Regions from separate parts of the Homo sapiens genome. Here region 2 is linked to region 1. A link is a loop called in an ENCODE intact Hi-C map of the cell type or tissue named here. Cell type or tissue: A673. All regions are shown on one strand.

Evidence for each region. A loop is a pair of places that touch in the nucleus more often than their neighbours do. Peaks named below come from ENCODE experiments on the same cell type or tissue, not always from the same donor. Only the 100,000 strongest peaks of a DNase experiment are listed, where the experiment ranks them.
Region 2: a loop joins it to region 1, with 2.2 times the contacts of the local background. A loop is called at or near these places in 2 of 110 quality-filtered maps.

The regions. Positions count from the first base shown.
Region 1 is chr12:19,627,487-19,635,486 of GRCh38, reverse strand. All of the region lies in intron 3 of LOC101928387 (a long non-coding RNA gene), which reads right to left. Among named protein-coding and RNA genes, the nearest start is that of AEBP2, 190 kb to the right of the region's middle. RefSeq lists an enhancer at 6,783-7,283. In A673, no CTCF peak of the experiment used is centred here; DNase peaks (open chromatin) are centred at 2,266, 2,636, 4,116 and 4,746; H3K27ac peaks cover 7,000 bases.
Region 2 is chr12:19,270,799-19,278,798 of GRCh38, reverse strand. PLEKHA5 (pleckstrin homology domain containing A5) reads right to left here. Exons shown (of 32, transcript NM_001256470.2): 11 at 3,816-4,283. It overlaps LOC124902892 (a long non-coding RNA gene), which reads left to right. Exons shown (of 3, transcript XR_007063235.1): 1 at 1-2; 2 at 2,057-2,233; 3 at 3,034-3,115. Among named protein-coding and RNA genes, the nearest start is that of PLEKHA5, 150 kb to the right of the region's middle. In A673, no CTCF peak of the experiment used is centred here; DNase peaks (open chromatin) are centred at 4,778 and 5,138; H3K4me3 peaks cover 274 bases.

The DNA of each region.
Region 1 (8,000 bases):
TATTAACATTAAATCATACCCCCTTTTTTATCCAGTCATTCTTCTACACAAGTGTCCACTGCTCATTGAACCTAAGCACAAAAACACAGTTTTCCCTGGGTCTCTGGGTCTTCATTTCTGAAGACTCCCAGGTCATGTAAAACTAGTATTTTTTAAATGTGCCATGCTTTTATCTTGTTAGTCCATCTTTTGTTGTGGTGGTGTCAGCCATGAACCTTGCAATGGGGGAAGAAAGAATATCACTTTTTCTCCCCTACCTACCCTTCTACATTCATGGCTGGGGACCCTCTAACAAAAGAAAGACTAACAAGAGAAAAGCATACAAATGCTTTTAATATAAGTTTTATGTGTCATGAGACCCTTCATGAGGAAACGAAGACCCAAAGAAACAGTTAAATCTGAGTGCTTTTTATAGTAGGTTTTTGAAGAAAAATGGAGAGTCATGGTAGAATAATGTGATAGGGTAAAGGGTGTAAGTGTAACCATGAAACCAGCCCAAACTGGGCCTATTCTGTTGATAACAAATTGTCAAGTTACCTTTTGGGTATAACAGAGCCAAAAACTACAAATTCTGTAGCACGGGCATGTGCAATAGAAAAAGCTTTTACCTCTAACACACCCGGAACCAATGATTCCCTCCCCTCAGAACCAAGAAGTTCTAGAACATGACCAGAACCTAAACACATAGCTCTTTCAGAAGCAAGAGGTCTGTTGGCCCCGAAGATCCAGGGCTAAAATCTGCCGTAACATATCTTACTGTAAATGGTGAAATGTGAAGGCCTCCAATCAGACCCCGCTCAGCCAACACTCTTCAATCCTTTCCCTTGCCCTCTGATTCTTTAAAACTTGCCCCAGACCTCAAATTAGAGAGGCAGATTTGAGCCCCCTCCTGCCTCCTTTGCTGACTGGTCTTACAATAAAGGCCTTCTTTTCTCAAAAACTGGTGCCATAGTTCTTCACTTCTGTATGCATCAGGCAGTGAGCCCATTTGCTCCATAGCATAAGTAAACAAGGCCTGTTCATGCAGATTCCTCTCTTGTGACCCTGTGCCTTTGGAAATAAGAATGCTCCTTTTCTCCAGGTATAGAGAAGATACCTCTCCCATGAGGGGCTTATGACCTGCTTCAGAGGAACATCAGAAAATCCTTCCTGGGTTTTATAACCTGCTCCATGGGAGAAAGGTAAGAGCAGAATGGGAGGAGATCAGAGTGACCTTCCTACTTCTGCCATTTTCTCCAAGACCCTCAGTTTAAAATATTCAATATCGCAAGGTACCATATTTTGGGGTAGAGTGTCTTGAACCCCATTCTCACCATGGCTTTAACTATTTCTGCCAAAATTAATTTGGTTTCCTTAGAAATCTCAAACTGCTGATCCTTTAGAAAAGCTACAGGAGACATATTGCAGAGTTTAGGGCATATCCAAGATGAGACTAAAATATAAAATCAGACCCTGTAGTAAGTTCTATGAGAAATGTATGGCCTCTTTAAGGTGTGTGTTTGAAAGATGATGAATCTTCAAATAGAGTAACTTAATACTAACTCATACCATTTCTCCCAAAGGGCATTCAAGATCAAGAAAATTGCAGGCTCGCTTCTAACTTATTCTAAGATAATTTCCCTAACGCATGCTCTTCCAAGAGCAGAGAAACTCAATTAGGCTAAAGAAACTCAGTTAGGCTGCTAATTAAATCTGTCCCCCAAAGTTGAAGCAAAGAACATGAAGTTACAATTTTACATATACCATGTACCTCCCAGCACCTAAAACATTTTCACATTTGTCAAAGACATATTTACATAGAATCAACTACAAATAAAGAAGTATTCCTTTTTCTTATTTAGAACAGGACTCCAGAATTAAAAATAAGACTCTCCCAGGAACCATGACACACCAAAAAAAATGGGAAGGAAACTAAGACTTAAGAGTCAAATCAAATTATTCCACGATCACTTGAAAACTCAGGCAATTTCAACAGGCTGAGATTGTTTTCTATAAAGGAAACATATGTTATCCATACAAATTTTTTCATTAAACCCCAAAGTCACATCTGTAGCATTTGCTGCTTATAAAAATTCTGCATATGGAAAGAAGATTTAAAGCCACTGAACTTGCAATTCAATGTATGTGCACATAGACATGTGCATATGATTTCCTGGGTGTGTAACTTTAAGCAGCATGTAAAAGGCCTTTGCATGTCTTGTTCTGGTTCGCTTTGTTCAATGTTAAATGATAACAAGATTCAGAGCAACAGTTTCATGCCTGAGTTTATACTTTAACAGGATTTCTTATTTTCTCTAGCCACACACGATAGGAGAAAATTTAATTTGGCCTTCAAATTCTAGGCATGAGGCACTACTGGTTTCGTTTACCTCTCAAATAAACGGCACCACCAAAAAGTTAATTATCTGCCAATCATTCTGTAGGAAAGGACTGGGCTTCTTAATACCTTCCAAGATAGAAGGGAAAGACCCACAGGACTTAAAAGTCCAGTAGCTTCACCACTTAGCAGGCGGCTCTGTGATTTCACTCCTAATGATCCTAAATGAAATAAATATTAAATGGAAATAAAGATTTCTTGCCTGACTGTCCTATAGGTTTGTTGTAGGAGAAGAAATGAGAAAATGAATGTTCAACACTCAGGGAGCACAGGATGTCTGCTAGGCACTGGGGAAGCAGTGATGAATAAGACACGGCCCTGCCATGTAGATTTGTAAAGACCTTCCTAAACTGCAAAGTGCAATATAAATGAATGGCATCATCATCAACCATTTGCCCTGTGCAAGGATAGCATCCCTCCCCCAGCAACAGCTATATTATTATTATAATATAATAATATTATATATTATTGTATATACTATATAATATTATATTATATATTATATATAATATACTATAATATATTATTGTATATTATATAATTATATATTATATATAATTATATTATATATTATATATTATTATATTCTATATTATATATAATATATTATATTATATATTATGTATATATAATTATATATAATATAATAATATATATTGTTATATATAATACAATAATATATATTGTTATATATAATACAATAATATATTATATATTGTTATATATAATATAATATTATATTATATATTATTATATATTATAATATTATATTATATATTATTATATATAATAATATTATATTGTATATTATTATATTATTATATATTATATAATAATATATTATATTATACATTATATATTATATAATATATATTATATTTATATATTATATATGTGATATATATTATATATATCACATATAATATATATGTCATTATAATATATATTTATATAATATATTGTATATCATTATAATAATATATTATATAAATATATATTATATATACTATAAAAATATATAACATATTATATATACTATAATATGATTATATTATTATAATATTATATTTATATATATCTCTCTCTCAAGCCCAGAAAGACATTAAAATCAGACAGCAATCACACTCTACTCCCCACTTTGAGCTGTGTATTCATCTCTTGAAACTGCTTGTTGTTGCCACAGTAGATGTAAATTAGCCTAATAATGCCACACCAGACACTTATAACCCACCCTATAGCTTAACCATGGATAGCCAATCACAAATCAATATTATTTCTGTAAACCAGTGAAAATATCTGACAAAAAACTTTGTATCAGTTGTCCGCTGATACGCTCCCTGTCCCCTTTTTGCCTTTAGAAACTTACTTGTAACAAAGGCCAAAGGAAGCTCATGTCCAAGGTTATGTGGCTCTGAGCCTTCTGGGCAACTGTCCTCACTTTGGGTCTAGTAGACTATTTAAATTATCATTTGGGCCTCAGCTTCTTCCTTTTGGGCCAACACTACTCTATTCAAAATTGCAAACCCCCTAGCATTTCCCCTCTTTTCCTATCTTTCACTATTCCTTTATTTCCTTCTGACTTACTATATATTTCACATATTTGTTCATTGTCTCTCTCACCCACTGCAACATACGCTCCCTGATGGCAGGTGGTTTTGTCTGTTTTGTTTGTTCCTGGATGTATCCCCAGTATCTAGAATTGTGCACTCAATAGTCTGCCCCTGAGTAAATGAATCCATCTAAGTCAAAAGAACAGATTGGATCCATATGATGAAATTAGGGGGCCGGGTGCAGTGGCTCATGCCTGCAATCTCAACACTTTGGGAGGCCAAGGCAGCCTGAGGTCAGGAGTTCAAGACCAGCCTGACCAATATGGTGAAACCCTGTCTCTAGTAAAAAATACAAAAAATTAGCTGGGCGTAGTGGCAGGTACCTGTACTCAGGAGGCTGAGGTAGGGAATCACTCGAACCAAGGAGGCGGAGGTTGCAGTGAGCCGAGATCTCGCCATTGCACTCCAGCCTGGGTAACAGAGCAAGATTCTGTCAAAAAAAAAAAAAGAAAGAAAGGCAGAGAGAGAGAGAGAGAGAGAGGAAAGAGAGAAAGAGAGAAAAAAAGAAAGAGAGAAAGAGAGAGAGGGAGGGAAGGAGGAAGGAAGGAAGGAAGGAAGGAAGGAAGGAAGGAAGGAAGGAAGGAAGGAAGGAAGGAAGGAATAAATTAGGGGAAGACTCTATCCTGTTCATAAACATCATTTTTTCTCAGCCAAGCTTTTGATCAGAGCAAGATATCTGACTATTCAAATTTGCTCTTTACAAGAAAAACTGCAGTTCTTGATTCCTATGTAATTGCTTATGGGTGTATTCAGGTGACAGGATAAGCAAACAGTAAAAGAAACCTAATAATTATTACCACCTTGACAGAGAGCCAATTTGCTTCTGTATGGAAGTTCTTAGTCCCTGGGAACATTGAGGAACAAAGCATAATTTCCACAACCTAAATTTGTACTTTCTATGTACTAATAGTCTAGGAACAGACACACGGTAACAGTAAAATTTTCTCTTTTTTTTTTTTTTTTTGATAGGATCTTACTCTGTTGTGCAGGCTGGAGTGCAGCGGCATAATCACTGCTCACTACAGCCTGGATCTCCCAGGCTCAAGCTCTTCTCTGGCTTCATCCTTCCAAGTAGCTAGGACTACAGGCACATGCCACCACCTCTGGCTAATTTTTTTGTTTGTTTGTTTGTTTTGTAGAGAGTGTCTCACTATGTTGCCCAGGCTTGTCTCAAATTCCTGTGCTCAAGTGGTCCTCCCAAAGTTCTGGGATTACATGTTTGAGGCACTGCACCCAGCAAAATGTTCTGATTCCATCTTGAATTAGTGTAACAATAACAGTTAACATTTATAGAGCATTTATTATGCACTAAACATTCTTCTAAGCATTTTACCCATATTAACTCATTTTATCTTCATAATGACCCTACACTGTCATACAATTATTATGGTCAGTTTACAGGTGAAGTTGACTGAGGCACGGAGTAGGAGCTCTACATAGCAGAGCAATTAAGAGGACATTCTGGAGCCAGACACCAATGCCCCCCAGCTGGGAAGTGAGGGGTCATGACTTGAACCTCAGGGGGTCTGGATGCAGAGTCTGCACCTTTGCATTTTCCTGGAAAAGTCGCACATCTTCATTCTCTGTGAGGAAACCAGTATTGCAGCAGCGACCAGCAAACCTCGGGAATCAATTCCACCTGGATTAGTATTCCAGCCCCACCACTCATTGATTAGATGACCTTCAGCAAATTAATTAACCTCCCTGAGATTGTTTCTTCATATAAAATACAGACTATAGTAACATATACCTCATAGAGTTATTAAAAGCACGTCAGTGAGAGAATCTATGTAAAGCACTTAGCATAATTTCTGGCAGCCAATGATACATAGCAATTTAGTCCATTCTGTAGGGTCAGACTGCCCAGACTGGAATCCCAGCTATGCTATTCAGCTCTGCCATCTTGGGCAAGCTAACTATCTCCTCTGTACCTCTCTCCTAATCTATAAAAAAGCAGGGGAGGGAATATTCCTATCAACTCACAGAGTTATGACCATTTAGATCGTTATTCTTTACAACATGCTTAGAACAGCACCTAACACATTATGAATTCTCAATGATTTTATTATGTTAACTACCCATGCCATTCCTCCCTTTCCCCAACATATTCCAAGCCAGCTTTTTATACTGCACACAGCCAGATTGTTACACACTTAATAGGACATTAACATTAACATTTTCATAGATATCCCAAGAAATAACAATTGTAAAACTTCAAAGAGAGGTGCCATGTGACCATAGCCAAAATTTACAAATGCAGGTCCAAAAACTGGTTCCCAAACTCTTGGCCCTGCCCTTCTCTTCTCCACCCTTAGAAGTCTTTGCCTCTGGAATATAGAAGGATTGAGGTGGAGAAATAGAAAATCTGTAATGAGACTTATTTGGAACCCTGTTCACCCTGTGAGGTACTTCCATCTTCACCTCAAGCTCAATGTGGGGCTTCCAAGGGACCACTCAGAGGGTAGGAAATGTCTTGTGAGCCACCGGAGATGTGTGTCCAACTTGTGTCTCGGGAAATAACGCAGCCGGTAGCAGCAGGACAGAGGCTGTTGCACCCGAATAGGAGGGGCCTACATGCCCGGAGTTTGCCAAGGTGAAGATGTGTACAGGTCTCCTGGGGATCCCTGGGGACCAAGGGCCAGAGAAGGTGGACTTGGAGCCATTTTAATTCCCAACCAAGGGGACCACCTAGGAGGACAAGGTGCTTCCAACAGGGTAAGTCTGTAAGGAATGCTGTGCTGTGAGGACCAGCAGCAGAGGGGCATCAGCAAGCCAGAGGGGAGGCATCATCCTCATCTACAGGCTACCACGTGAAATGCATGGGCACTCGCTGGGCTCACAAAAGTGTCACAAGGAAGAAAGACAGCTTTAAACATCTGTCAAGCCTGGAGAGGGTGACGCCATCCAGGCACAGAAAGCACTCACCATCTCCTGGGGTCAAAATGGCATCTAGAGAGTGGAAGAGAAGAATGGAGAGCCACAGAAGAACTCGCCTAGGCCTCCCCTTCAGAGACTCCTGGCTCCCTCGCACATGCTCCAGACCATCTAAGGTTGGGGAAGGAACTCTTAAGAACCCCTGCTGGAAGGTGGAGGGGGAGTGGTCTTATCTTTGAATGAAGATTTAAGTGTTAATTAATATATTAAACTCGACATTTTTATTTGTTTTTTGTTTGTTCATTTGTTTGTTTTCTGAAACAGGGTTTCACTCTATCGCCCAAGTTGGAGTGCAGTGGCATGATTTCTGCTCACTGCAGCCTCGAACTCCTCAGCTCAGGTGATCCTCCCACCTCAGCTGAGACCACAGGCACATGCAACCATGCCCAGATAATTTTTTTATTTTTTGCAAAGACAGGGGTCTCACTACGTTGTCCAAGCTGGTCTTGAACTCTGGGTCTAAAGCAATCCTCCCACCTCTGCCTCCCAAAGTGCTGGGATTATAGGCATGAGCCACCACACCCAGAATAAACTGGACATTTTTAAATACTAAATTGGGACTGAGTGTATGCAAATTAATGTCGCAGAACCAAACTGAGTTCATTTGCCTACAGTAATGGAAAGTCAAACATCAAAGCACCAGGCTTTTGCAAAGAGAAAGATTTATTGTGTGTTGACTAGCAAGGAGACAAGAGGAAATGCTCAAATCTGTCTCCCTGAGCTGAGGGCTGGGGCAAGTTTTATAGACAGAGGGCAATGAGGTGTGATCTGATTGGATCTTACGGTGAGGTGATGGCAGTAGGCATAAGGGACTGGATCCTGCCATGGGGTGGCACCAGGGCTCCTGCCAGACGATGTCCACTTCTTAATACAGTCCCCACTCCTCGGTCTGAGCGCTCAGGTTCTACTAGTGGTTACACGCTGGTTTCTCTGGGCATGCTCAGATTATATGACCTTCAACTGGGAGCAGGGGGCATGGCAACTGAAAAACAACTCACAACTGTACATAAAAGTTGAAACAGATTGGTCTGATGCAGCTGCACTGAAGCAGAACGGTCAACTTACTACGAGCAAGCAGA
Region 2 (8,000 bases), 360 kb after region 1:
AGGTACCCAATTGCTCTTATATAACCAGTATAAAGAGTTCAATTCCTTGAGGCTTTCCCTCCATGGGTATTTCCTATTTTGTTTCTGCTTGGTCTTCCTCCCCATCTTCACCGTCTCCTATCACACGAAAGCCAGAAACTGGAAAACATCCAGAGCTGGCAATCCCATGACTATGTGCAAATATGTCAGCTAGGGAAAGCTGACTCCATCAAAGAGACTGCCCTAGTACTAAAGCAATTTACTCTGACACACCTTGGTTTGTTTGGTCATTCATAAATTGAAGAAATACTACAGGAGGCTTAATATGCAAAAAGCTAGAGATTAAGCACTGAGCTATATCATAGAAACATGTAAGGAAGGGGACATACATTATCAATCTAAAACACACCCAAAGTTGCTTATAAACTAATATCTAAATTATAGTTCAAAAATATAATTACACTAAAACACTTTTGTCAAGTGCTCTGAAGTATTCATAATGTTTGGGTTGGACCCTGTTGTAGAGACGTATATTGAACCTGAACTGTCAACTATCATATGATCATTAACAGCAGGATATATATATTTTTAGTAAGCTTGCCTAATTAATGACATTAAAAGGCTCTTCTGTCATCTTTGGAACCACATTTGGGGAATTTTAATTAAAAATTAAATTATTATCAAGCAAATTTATTTTTATCCCATATATTTCTAGCACTTTGAGACCTGTTTTTCAAAACTACAATTCCCTTTAGTGACTTTTTTCCCCAAAGAAATTCAAATTAAGCAAAGTGTGATTTACTTTTAACTGAAAGCTTAAGAAATGAACACTCTAAGCTCCTACATCAGATTTAGTGCCCCATTGGCCAGCAGCTGCCTGTCAAGCACCATAAAAGCCCTTTCCCTGTGATTCTGCCATGCAGAACAATGGCTTAAGGACCATGCATCTTAACAGTGCCTGCCACTCAGAATGAAACTTTAAAGCTTTGTTCACAGATGCAGGGATCTACTATTTTGACTAAATATTAAACCTTTTTCTTTCTATCAGAACTTTAATAATAGAAGACTTTCATAAAGCTTTTTAAAAAATGATTTATATATTGAATTACAATTGTTTCATTCCACCAATAAAAAATCATTTCATTATAAAACACTACAACTATTTTTATGATGAAGTTTATATCATAATGTAGATGATATTTTCTTATGATCCAAAGTGGACTCAAGCCATTTCAAAAGAACATCTAAATAACAGTATTTATAAAAACTGGCATAACAGTTAACCCAAAAATGTAGGAGGAACCCAGAGAAAATCTTAGCTCAAAATAACCTAAAACCAGCCTTCAGAAGCTGTTGGTGTATGTCCAAAAGGAAGAAGTCACTGAAAGACTTTACTGATATTAATTACACTCATAAAGGAACCTAAAACTAGTATTTATACTTCACAATTTTTAAAAATCCTCTAATTTCCAGATATCTGTTGACTCTCTCTATACACTTTTAAACTTAAGAAAGTATGATTTTCGGGGAAAAGTGATTCTTCTTTGAAGTAAGATTTAACTTGGTGAGCAGAGACGCACCAATCTTCTGATTTGGATTTTTATAATTTTTCTGAAAGTGATTACTTTCCCAAGTACTTCCAAACATCCTTTCATTTTTTTCCCCCCAGACCTGCTTCCTGCTTCTTTTCTGTCTAATCACATTGTATTAATTTATTTTCCTGCTAGTAATATATAAGCTTATTCATGTCTGTCATTCCATCCAACATTAAGTAATCTAATTTTTATTCATCTATGCCTTAATTCTTTTATTTATGATTTTGGTCAATCTGGTAAGTGAAAAATAATGCCTAATTGTTTCTTTAATGTGCAATTCCCTGATTACTGGTAAATTTGAGCATCTGCCAGTTTCCTTTTTAAAGAAAATTGACAAATAAGATTATATATATTTATGGTGAACAACATGTTTTGAAATATGTATATTGTGGAATGGCTAAACCAAGCTAATTAACATATGTATTACCTCACATAACCCATCCAACCACTATCTTCTCTTTTCCCAAATCTTTTCTTTGCAGTAAAAGGCACCAAATCACCCTAGTTGCCCAGGCCTAAAAGGCAGGGTGTCATTTTTGATTTCCTTCAAGAAACTTCCAGATTGGAGTGCAGTGGCACGATCCTGGCTCACTGCAACCTCTGCCTCCCGGGTTCAAGAGATTCTCCTGCCTCAGCCTCCCCAGTAGCTGAGATTACAGGTGAGCACTAAAATGTCTGGCTAATCTTTGTATTTTTAGTAGACATGGGGTTTCACCATCTTGGCCAGGCTGGTCTCGAACTCCTGGCCTCAACTGAACTGCCCGCCTTGGCCTCCCGAAGTGCTGGGATTACAGACTCAAGCCACCTTGCCCGGCACCAAACTTAATCTTGAGCAAGACGAGTTTGCAATCAAGCACATCAAAGCAATCAACTAGACTTGTCAATTATATCCCGAATACATCCTCATCCTCTTCTCACTTCAATCACTTAAGTAACTTTTGAACTTTCTCCAATTTATTATCCAGATTTCTGAGACACCAATCTGAATCTCTCTCTCCTAGCTTATGTCTCTAGCCTGTTCTTCACTCATTGATTCCCCAGTTACAATCAAGTCATACTGGATTTCTTTTGATTCTTCTGTTCTCTACCAAGCCTGGCGCTTTGCATATCTAAGCCATAATATGCATGTTATTCTTCGTATCACTGCTTGTGTTTTGCTTCCTCTACAAAGGTTTTCCTAGACTCTGAATCCTTAAGATTGTGCTGTTGTCCCGAAATGTGTTCCTACAGCACCCTGGTCTGCCTTCATTGTATTTGTCACACTAAATTGCATCTACTTATTCAATTGTCTCCTCTACTAGAGAATTATCTCTGTGAGTATCTGGACTGTATCTTTTCATTATTTTACTTTGCGGTCCCACAATTAGCATATAGTAGTTGCAAAATAAATATATTAAGAAAAGGTGCATGCAAAAATGAATAAATGCTCATATAAATATATTTACATTTTTTTTTTTAGAGTTGGGTTCTCACTGTGCTGCCACGCTGGAGTGCACTGGCACAGTCATAGCTCACTGCAGCTCCCAACTCCTGGGCTCAAGCAATCCTCCCACTTCAACTTCCCCCAAGTAGTAGGTACTACAGGTATGCACCACTATGCTTGGCTAATTTTTAAGAATTTTTTACAGAGATAGGGTCTTGCTAGGTTGCCCAGGCTGGTCTCAAACTCCTGGCATCAAACGATTCTCCTGCTTTGGCCTCCCAAAGTGCTGGGATTACAAGCCGAAAAACTGCGCCTGGCCTTGAATTTAATAGTTATGTGCATTCTGATTTAAAGAAAGCCCAAGAATAAGACTGGGAATTAGAGAGCAGTAGGCCTTTGCTGCCTCCATATTACTTGTCTCAGGAGATCCTTGCATTGTACCAACCTGCAGAAACTGGTAATGGAGGACAGTCAGAGAAGAGGTGATAATGGCAGGGGACAAGACAGGGGTGGGTTGGGAGGACAGGGCTTGCTCCCTCCCTCTCCCAAATAAACTCGATCTCTGCCTGTAACCCAAGCCTTTCCTTGTGCTTGGCCAGGAAGGATGACTCCTTGCCATTAGCAAAGTTGGGTGACAGAACATAAGAGACAGAGAATAAATACTTATATCTGATCATTATAAACAAAAGACGTAGTAATGAAGCTATAACAGCTAAAACACAATTTAAACCAATATTTTAATCAGTAGCTCAGAAACCAATCTCCACCAACACAGCATCAAAGAAACCTGGGTTCATAATGACAAGACAGACACTTACCCCCTGGTTTCTTCTTCATGACCCCTCCCCTTCTGGATTTTAATCCACTGTTCCAACTGCTGCATTGAATTTGTTCTCTGTATGACTCGATCGGCCTCTGTGTATAAGGGCCCTGTATTGGGGCGATTTCCACCTCTAAGATCTGCCAGGCTAACATTGACTATTTTGTTCTCTGAACTGCTCAAGTTGATTGGTCTGTAGTGCACAGTCTGAGCAGGGCATGCTGACCCACTCTCATATTCAGATGGCAGAGAATTCAGCTTTACACTATTAATTTTTGTTAAGGGTCTATCTTGACCATCCTTCTGAAATCCATATTTTTCAGCTTCTAATGCCTTTTTTTCTTCAATTTTGCTCATTTCCTTGTTTTTTTGATTGTTTTGGATCTCTGGTTTAATTAGCACTCTATGGTTGGGAATGTTATTGGTTTCTTTAGTTGGTGCATTTTCAGATGTAATCTTGTCCACTCTGAAATCAGAGAAGAAAATCATAGTAAATCAGATGAAATAATGTACATATTACTTCTGGGATTCAATCTAGGAAAAATTATACTTTACGGGGGTGGGGGCCAGGGGACTGGAAAGGGTCACAGTGGACAAGTCTACACAAATACCCAATGCTGTGATATTAACATTCAAGCACAACACCAGAATGTATAAACAGAAAGGGGGAAAAAGAAAACATAAAGAACTAGAGCGTAAAAAGTGATGTGTGCTCCCACCATTAGGAATCTGAAAATAAAGCAAATTAAGATTGCCTTATGACAGTTAAACCACAAAGTCTACACTTAAAGGACCACAGTAGATAGTCCCTTGAAAGGAGCCACATGGCTCCCAGCCAAGGTTAGCTGCTTGTTGACTCATGAGACAAACATGAGTCTGGTTGTGGAAATGGCTGCAACAGGAAATCATAGTCTGATGCTATCAAAGATCTGAACCATATAATTAACTCCTTTTGTTTGTATTCAAGAGGAACTCAGTATGATTTTAGAGCTCTTGGAGTCTGACTGCACATGTCCAGCTTGCAACTCTGTTCTTACTAGCTGAGTCTTCAGGCAAAGTACAGAACACTTAAAGTGCCTATGCTTCCTCTTTGGTAAATGGGTATGATTGTGCCACCAAGATCAGAGGGTTCTTGTGAGAATCAGATGAGTTAATGAGTGGCTGGCACAGACCTTATTTTACCATTATAATTCCAACACATCAAGCAATCTTGGGTTAGAATCTGGCATCCCATGTCCACCTGGCCACTGAAAGAATGAGCTCGTTAACAGCATGTGTCTAGGTCACTCGACAGTTGTACTTGCTCACTATTCTAGTTGCCATATCTAGGTCTTTCCCTGAGCCTAATCACTTCCAGACTCTGAAAAGATCAAGCTGAGTGTGTGAACCTGCACGAAACTGCCAAGATCATGCCACTCTAGGAGGCCTCTCAGGAGCCAGCCAACCCTCCATATTCCAATAAATAAAAATGCTTCTATCAGAAACTAGGTGTGGTAATGCTGCCAATGTTTATGACGTGTGGAAAGGATGTAGATCTATATACATATATCTGTAATCAACTATAGATGAAGATATCTAGAAGCTTTGGAATATGGTCACCAAGGAAAAAAAATTAAAAAAAAAAGGTGACTATTTTTCTTGGAGTAAAGTTATGAACCATCCATATATTTAGGTTAAATATAAACCATGGCTTCTAGATTGGAGGCAACATTAGACATTGGGAAAATTTACTAAGATAGACTATGTGCTTCTTTCTCTTGAAAAATAAAAGTTGGCCAGGTGTGGCCACTGATGCCTGTAATCCCAGCACTTTGGGAGGCCAGGGTGGGTGGATCACCTAAGATCAGGTGTTTGAGACCAGCCGGGCCAAAATGGTGAGACCCCGTCTCTACGAAAAATAAAAAAAAAATTAGCTGGCTTGGTGGAGGACATCTGTAATCCCACCTACTCGGGAGGCTGAGGCAGGAGAATTGCTTGAACCTGAGAGGCAGAGTTTGGAGTGAGCTGAGATCGTGCCACTGCACTCCAGCCTGGGCGACAGAGCGAGACTCCATCTCAAAACAAGAACAACAAAGAAGGCATAGAACATTTACACTAAAAGCATATGTATCCCTTGCTATTTGGGAGGGTAGGAATTTTAACATTAAACATAAAATAACTGAAAAGATTTTTAAAACATATTTACTGTAGTCTATCTAAAGCTATTATTATTACTGTCATCATGATTATTATCATTATTATTTGAGATAAGGTCTCTTGCCGTATAACCCAGGGGGGAGTGCAGTGACGTGATCTTGGCTCTCTGCAACCTCAACTTTCTGGGCTCAAGTGATCCTTCCCTCTCAGCCTCCCGAGCAGCCGGGACTATAGGTACACGCCACCACACCTAGCTAATTTTTAAATTTTTTTAGAGACGGGGTCTCACTGGTCACCTAGGTTGGTCTTGAACTCCTGGGCTCAAGCAATCCTCCCACCTTGGCCTCCTACATTATTGGGGTTACAAGCGTGAGCCACCGTGCTCAGCCTAAAGCTATTATTTTAAATTAAAACTGTGGTGGGTTTTTTTTCTTTTTCCCCAAGATTTATCATTGAAAAAGTAGTCAAAAAGACACATATGATGACTTTTCTCTAAATGGAACAAAGCTGACTCAGAAAAGTATGCTAAGGTACCATAAATAATATAAAACTTGTGATCTAATTTTAAAAAGTGACATTTAAGTTATTGCAGAAAATACACTGAGATATATAAAATGAAAATAATGGGCTTAGAGATGAAAATTATTCAGAGAATCCATATTATACTTAGATTTTTTTTTCTTTGGGCCATCAATGATCTGCACACTAGGAGACTATGACATTATCGTGAACAGGTGAAATACTTTATAAAGTTAGGGAGAATGAACTCTCAAGTTAAAAACTGGATGTTGTATTACAGTGATAAGCTCTGATAAATATTTTAAGTATTTGAGCCATACAGCAAAATGAGTGCATTAGCTTAAAACCAAGCAAACAAAATCTCTCTATACTTACTTTCACTTTGAATGACTAAATCTAATAGAGTGGGATAAAAATGCCAACAACTAGGAGTAGAAGAAAACACATAATTTCTACAGGATAACGGACTCTAAGCTGGGCACGCAGGTGGTATTAATAAATCTTGTCTGAGTAGATTACACTAACAAAGACGGCTGAAAACTGTATAAGCACCTAACTAGTGAACTATCAGGTTGCCAAAAGCCAAGCCAAATAATTGCCATCTTTATCATCCCAAATTACGAGTAATTATCAGTTTTTAGAGTGGTAAATTTAATAAAATAAAGTAGAAACATGCTGAAATTCTGAGAAAAGTATAATATACAATATTGAAATTATTTGGACATAAATATTTTAATTATTATACAGATTTCTGTATTCTAAACAATTTCCTAAAAATTTTGCTTTGAAGTTAAAAGTATTGAAGTTTTATTTTTATTTTTTTTTGACAGGGTCTCACTCCGTTGTCTAGGCTGGAGTGCAGTGGCACAGTCACAGCTCACAGCAGCCTCAACCTCCTGATTCAAGTGATCCTCATGCTTCAGCCTCCTGAGTAGCAGGGACTACAAGAGTGTGGTACTACGCCCAGCTAATTTTTGTATTTTTGGTACAGATGGTGTTTCATCATGTTGCCCAGGCTGATCTCAAAATCCTGGGCTCAAGTGATCCCTCAACCTCCCAAAGTGCTAGAATTACAGGTGTGAGCCACCATGCTCAGCCTGAAGATTTTAAATGAATTCTCTTCACCTACACATTTTCTCTCGTTATCAGTGCTAACCACCTCATCTTTATGCTACTCAGGTAATTTTTACACATGCAATTCCAAAAACAGATTTTCCTTCTATCTGCTCTCATCCTGCAATATGCATGTGGCAAAAGTGGTTTTTCTTAAAAATAGATGTCCTAGAGCTATATCCTAGACCCTCTTTTCTTTTCAGTTTTTCCCCAGCTCTAATTACTAGTGATTGGGTAACTTGATTTAGACTTGATATTTACAAAAATAGCACAAATACACAGCATCAACCTAAGTCTTTTAGCCAAAAAGCCAAGACTTTATTAAAATGCACACTAGAATAAGAAAAACAAAGGACTAGATGTATACTGTAACAATCCCTAATTTCCTGAGAAGAGGGAAAAAAAAGAAGAGGGA